Linked DNA regions of Mus musculus: region 2 is linked to region 1. Evidence: chromatin loops called from intact Hi-C (ENCODE). Cell type or tissue: heart. All regions are shown on one strand. Each heading gives the region's core, and the rest is flanking DNA. Links, peaks and the distances in the headings are about the cores only.

The links. Peaks named below come from ENCODE experiments on the same cell type or tissue, not always from the same donor. Only the 100,000 strongest peaks of a DNase experiment are listed, where the experiment ranks them.
Region 2: it touches region 1 in a loop (2.4-fold over the local background); 7 of 42 quality-filtered maps call a loop at or near these places.

The regions. Positions count from the first base shown.
Region 1 is chr5:30,072,087-30,075,003 of GRCm38, forward strand. It overlaps Tyms (thymidylate synthase), which reads right to left and starts at 1,539. Exons shown (of 7, transcript NM_021288.4): 1 at 1,275-1,539. The coding sequence starts at 1,461. In heart, for the core only: a CTCF peak has its summit at 1,600; a DNase peak (open chromatin) is centred at 1,545; H3K4me3 peaks cover 1,687 bases; H3K27ac peaks cover 1,548 bases.
Region 2 is chr5:29,823,710-29,826,626 of GRCm38, forward strand. No RefSeq gene overlaps it. Among named protein-coding and RNA genes, the nearest start is that of Gm5129, 89 kb to the left of the region's middle. In heart, for the core only: a CTCF peak has its summit at 1,287; no DNase peak of the experiment used is centred there.

The DNA of each region.
Region 1 (2,917 bases), core at 220-2,719:
ATATGGAAACAGAATTGTTTACTCCTCGGAATGGCTATCAGGGAACTTTGTGACCTCCACTTCGCAGGTACCCAAAGGAAATGCACAAGTGTCCACAGCTTAAGAGGCAAAGGGGTGGTGCAGGTGAGGCAACCCACAAGGCAAAGTGAAAATGCTCAGGTTAGTGGTGTAGTCTGAGTGAAGGTTTTGCAACCAGAGCACTACTTCCAGCTTTAACATCATCGAAAAGCTGAATGAACACTAGAGAGGTAAAGGACAAAAACAAAACACAACTATACTTTAAAAAAAAAAAAAAAAAAAAAAAAAAACCTGTCCACAGTCTAAGCAGAGGACGTGAATTAAAAGGTCTGTGGTTCATCAGGGTCCACAATTCTTGGGAGGTCCTTTAGGCTGGACCAATCTGTGCAGTAGAAGCTGTAGTTTACAGCTCCAGAAAATGTTTGAGACTAAGCAAATGTCCTAAGAGCGGCCATATCCCCACTCAAAGCTACTCTCTACTCCAGTGTCAGGTTGCTCTTCATGTTTCCTGAATGCCACCATTAGCACCCCCATCCTCAGCCAACACCTAGGAGGTTCTGTGCCCTTCCAGGCCCTGTGGTTGATTCCATCCTTTGCTCCTCAACAGCCTCTTGTTACTCTTTAAAAGCCAAGGCTGCAGCACTTGGGAGGCAGAGGCAGGCGGATTTCTGAGTTCGAGGCCAGCCTGGTCTACAAAGTGAGTTCCAGGACAGCCAGGGCTACACAGAGAAACTGTGTCTCGAAAAACCAAAAATAAAATAAAATAAAATAAAATAAAATAAAATATAAAAGCCAAGGCTGTTGGAAGGAAAAACCCCACAGTTCCCGCCTAAGGCCCGGGTCTCCCCCTTTCCCGCGCAGCCGTAGCACCGCCCAAGCCATTTTCGCTCCAATTTTAAAAGCAGCAGCAAAGGGGAGCAGGAGATAAGGGGAGGAAGAAGAGGAGCAAAGTCAAGACCTCAGAGCAGGATTTGGACAAGCTCCCGCAGGTTTCTTCCCACTCCCTCCCTCTGGGCCGCACAACTGGTTGAAACTGGATTCGGGAGAAAAGGTTTAACAGGGACTAAGGTCAAAGGCAGACCTTCAGAACCTGGTTTACTTGAAGTAGTTGTCACCTGGGTCGCGCACGGGAAGTTTAGGACTCCTAGAACCTCAGAGCCCGGGTTAGGGCTATCCAAGAACGCTCGCCCGGCGTCTCCGCGTGCCCAGCTTGCCTGCCGGACGTCCTCCCGCTAATGCAGACCAGCCCCAGTTACCTCTCAGGCTGTATCGTGCCTGCATGCCGAACACCGACAGGGTGCCAGTGCCCGTGCGGTCCTCCTTCTTGAAGCCGCAGCGCAAAATGTGCTCCACCTGCCTCAGGTACTGGAGTTCTCCATGCCGTGGGGCTTCCGCGCTCAGCTGCTGAGCATCGGACTGCAGCTCGGAGCCAACCACCAGCATAACGGAGCAGTCTGGCAGCAGTGTAGTCAGCGACAAAACCAGGACCTTCCTGGCGCTCTTTTCCTCCAACACCAGCCCGCCTCTTCCTGCTGGGAAACTTCCGGCCGCCAGAATCCGTGGCAGACCCCGCCCCCACGTGACAGAAGTGGTTACAGCTTGCAAGGCAAACACCTGCCCACTTTCTCAAATCTGTATTTACCCTATTATGGCATTAAGAGCCTATAGGATCAGGGTGTGGGGATGCATGCCATTAAATCCCAGCTCCTGGGAGATTGAGTCGGCTAGAGGATCTGGAGTTTAAGGCAAGCCTTCACTTCATAGCAAGTTCAAGGCCAGCCTAGGTACTTGAGACCCAGTCTCAAAAAGAGCCTTTGGCTTATACGATACTTGTACTTGGATCTTTATGTAGTTTGGGAACCACAGTAATTTTGGCTTCATAGAATGAATTGGGTAGAGGACCTTCTGTTTCTGTTTTGTGGGATAGTTTGAGAATTGGAATTAAGTCTTTTTGAAGGCCTGATAGAACTCTGTGCTAAGTCCTGGGCTTTTTTTGTTTGGGAGACTATTAGTGACTGCTTCTACTTTTTTAGGGGAAATGGGACTGTTAAGATCATTAATCTGATCCTGATTTAACTTTGGAACCTGGTATCCGTCTAGGAAATTGTCCATTTCATCCATGTTTTCCAGTTGTGTTGACTATAGCTTTTTGTAATACAATCTGGTGATGTTTTGGATTTCCGCTGGTTCTGTTGTTATGTCTCCTTTTTCATTTCAGATTTTGTTAATTAGGATGTTGTTCCTTTGCCCTCTAGTTAGCCTGGCTAAGGGTTTATCTATCTTGTTGATTTTCTCAAAGAACCAGCACCTGGTTTGATTGATTCTTTGAATAGTTCTTTTTGTTTCCACTTGGTTGATTTCCACCCTAAATTTGATTATTTCCTGCTATCTACTTCTCTTGGGTGAATTTGCTTCCTTTAGTTCTAGAACTTATAGGTGTGCTGTCAGGCTGCTAGTGTGTGCTCTCTCTAGTTTCTTTTTGAGGAACTCAGAGCTGAGTTTTCCTCTTAGGAGTGCTTTCATTGTTCTCGTATGTTTGGGTATGTTGTGGCTTCATTTTCTTTAAACTCTAAAAAGTCTTTAATTTCTTTATTTCTTCCTTAACCAAGATATCATTGAGTAGAGTGTTGTTCAGTTTCCACGTGAACTTTGGCTTTCTGTAATTTATGCTGTTATTGAAGATCAGCCTTAGTCTGTGGTGATCTGATAGGATGCATGGGATAATTTCAATATTTTTGTATCTGTTGAGGCCTGTTTTGTGACCAATTATGTGGTCAATTTTGGAGGAGGGACCATGAGGTGCTGAGAAGAAGGTATATTCTTTGTTTTAGGATAAAATGTTCTGTAGCTATCTGTTAAATCCATTTGTTTCATAACTTCTGTTAGTGTCCATGTGTCT
Region 2 (2,917 bases), core at 242-2,741, 250 kb before region 1:
AAAATGTTAAAGTTCTTTTTTTTAAATCTGGAAAAAACACTATGAGTTAGGCTCATAACGGTTCTTAAATCCCAGCACATCAAAGCATGACCTGACTCTCAGACCAGAGCCAATCTCACACCAGATAGCAGAAAGACATTCTCCTCTTTGCTGGTACCCATATCCTTCCCCACATCCATTGTGACCAGGCTCATGGCAAGGTCAGGACTAGGAACACTGGCCAGCTTTGTGTGGTCGCCAAAGTCTAGCTATGTATGCTCTTGAAATTTTGTTTCAAGAGATATTCTTGATCCAGACAAATAACCAATTATAATGAACATTTGCAAGTAAAACTGTTTGGGCAAAAGGGTATATACTGTGTGACATACCGCAGCTTTGACAATGAGTTGCCCCACCCACACCCCATGGGCTGGGTGGGGAGCTTGCAAGGGCAGAGGACAGATCTGAAGGGACATGGAGATGAGTGAGACTGGGGTACATGATTCACAAGATGATTACTAGGGGCTGCAGAGATGGTAGAGTGCTTTCTAAGCAGCCATGAGAACCTGAATTCCAACCCACGTTTAATCCTAAGACTTGGGAGATAGAGGCAGGTGGAATGCTGTGAGTTTGAGGCTAGCCTGGCCTACAGAGCTAGTTCTAGGACAGCCAAGGCTATTCAGAGAAACCCTGTTTCAAAAACAAAATTAAACCTAACCAAACCAACCAAACCAACCAAACCACCAACCAACCAACCAACCAAAACAAAACAAAAAGAAAGCTGGGTATGGTATGCTCACACGCATCTGTAACACCAGCATGGGAGTTCTGGTTGCCAGCCTAGTTCCAGGTTCAGTAAGGGACTCTGTCTCTAAGGAGTATGGTAGAGAATGATAGAGCAGGCCATCTAACATCCTTCTCTGTAACCTGGGTATGAGCATCTGCACACATACTCAATTGTCTATGATGGTTACAGGATATGTCCCTCAAAGAGGACCAAGAGCTATTATTTCATGTTGTTGCTGTGATTCTTGACTTCTATCTTGCGTTAGACTAGGGAGGAGGGTTTGTTGACACATCAGTGTGATTTTGGGCTAGGACTCAAGAATTCACATTTCTAACAGGTTCCAAGGGGTGCTATTGATGCTGCTCCGCAAACCACATATGGAGAGTGATGCTGGTCTGGGAACTACACATGGAGAACCTCTGCTTAAAATGTCATCAGCTGCTTCATCGACTGGCCTTTAAGCTCTGCAGGCAGGGAGTTTATAGTCCTATCCACAGGTATCAGTAATTTCTTCCACCGCTAGGTAGCAGCACCTGTATACAAATATCTACATACAAGTCTGCTGTAAATTAAAAAACCCACCCAAGCAAACAAGCAAGCTGAAGAAGCATCCTGAACTGTTTATTCTATAAACTGGGTGATAATCTAAGCCTGGCAGTCAAAATACTTGCTTGTGAATAATACATACCTGTGTAAATCAGGCCACAACTGTGAGTACAGAGAAAGCAGCTAGACGCTGTGGCTTTGGGTCGGACAGTACTGTGTGGGGTGTCACCCCTCCATCCCGTGATTCGGAACATTCCTCTCTGGAATTTGTCAAAGACGCAGAAAATTGCTCAAGGTGCTTCTTGCAACTGCTCTATCCTCTCCTCTGGCACATTTTAATGAGACCCATCTGTGGTTTGAAGGCAGTCATTCTATTTTTAACCAGGGTCTCCAATGGACTCGGAAGCCCGAATCTTGTTTTGATAAACATAGATATGTTGGATGCTTTTGACTAAGTGATAGGTTGCAGGTTTGGTCTCCTCTAGGGCTGCAAATGCAGATGAGCCACATTGTCAGTTCATAGACACCACTCTCAGGAAGCTAGGCGTCAAACTGCAGGCGCATCCAGTCTGAGCTGAAACAGGGGACAGTATTCAAAGATTCATATGGAGAGAAAGGGTATAAAGTGCCCCATTAGCCACTCTTACATTGGTTTCATATTGATCTATTGAATTAAACACAACATTTTAAATTAATTTCACCTGTTTTGTTTGTTTGGGTTTTGTGCCTGGGTCTCATTATATAGCTGTGATGGCTAGTCTTGGCCGGAGCCTTGAGGACATCTAGAGTTAACAACAACAACAACAACAACAAACCCCAAAAAACAACAAACAAACAAAAAACCCAAAACCCAAAAACCAAGCAGCTGGGTACCTCTATGAGGGATTATTTTAAAATGAAATCATTTGAAGTAAGAAGACTCACTTTTAATCCAAATCTTTTGAGATAGGAAGATACAACTTTAATCCAGATCTTTGGAAGCGGGAAGATCCACATTTAACCTGAGCCATAGCTTCTGATGACAGTCTACATAAAGGCCATGGAAGAAGAATGCTTTTGCTCTTTGCCTGCTTGCTTTTTGTTTTGCAAGACAATTCCTTTATTGGCCTTAGAGCCTATGTGTTCTTCTGTGTACTGAAGACCAGCTGAGGCATCCAGTCTTATGGACTGAACAACTACTGTATTTTTGGACTTTCTTTTGGGGATAACCATTATTGAACTACCTGGACCACAGCCTGTTAGCCATTCTAATAAATCATATATACATACATATATATAATGTATATATGTATATTCTTATAAATCATATATATGTGTACTTATGTATATATGGAATTTACGTATACACACAGTCTATAGATTCTGTTCTTCTAGAGTAGTGGCTCTCAACCTATGGGTCACAAACCCTAAAAGGGTCATATATCAGATATCCTGCATATCAGATATTTGCATTATGAGTCTTAACAGCAAAATTACAGTTATGAAGTAGCAACAAAATAATTTTATGTCTGGGGGTTACTACAACATGAAGATGTATTGCAGGGTCAAAGTGTTAGGAAGACTGAAAATTGCTGCTCTAAAAAAACTCTGACTAATACAAATAGC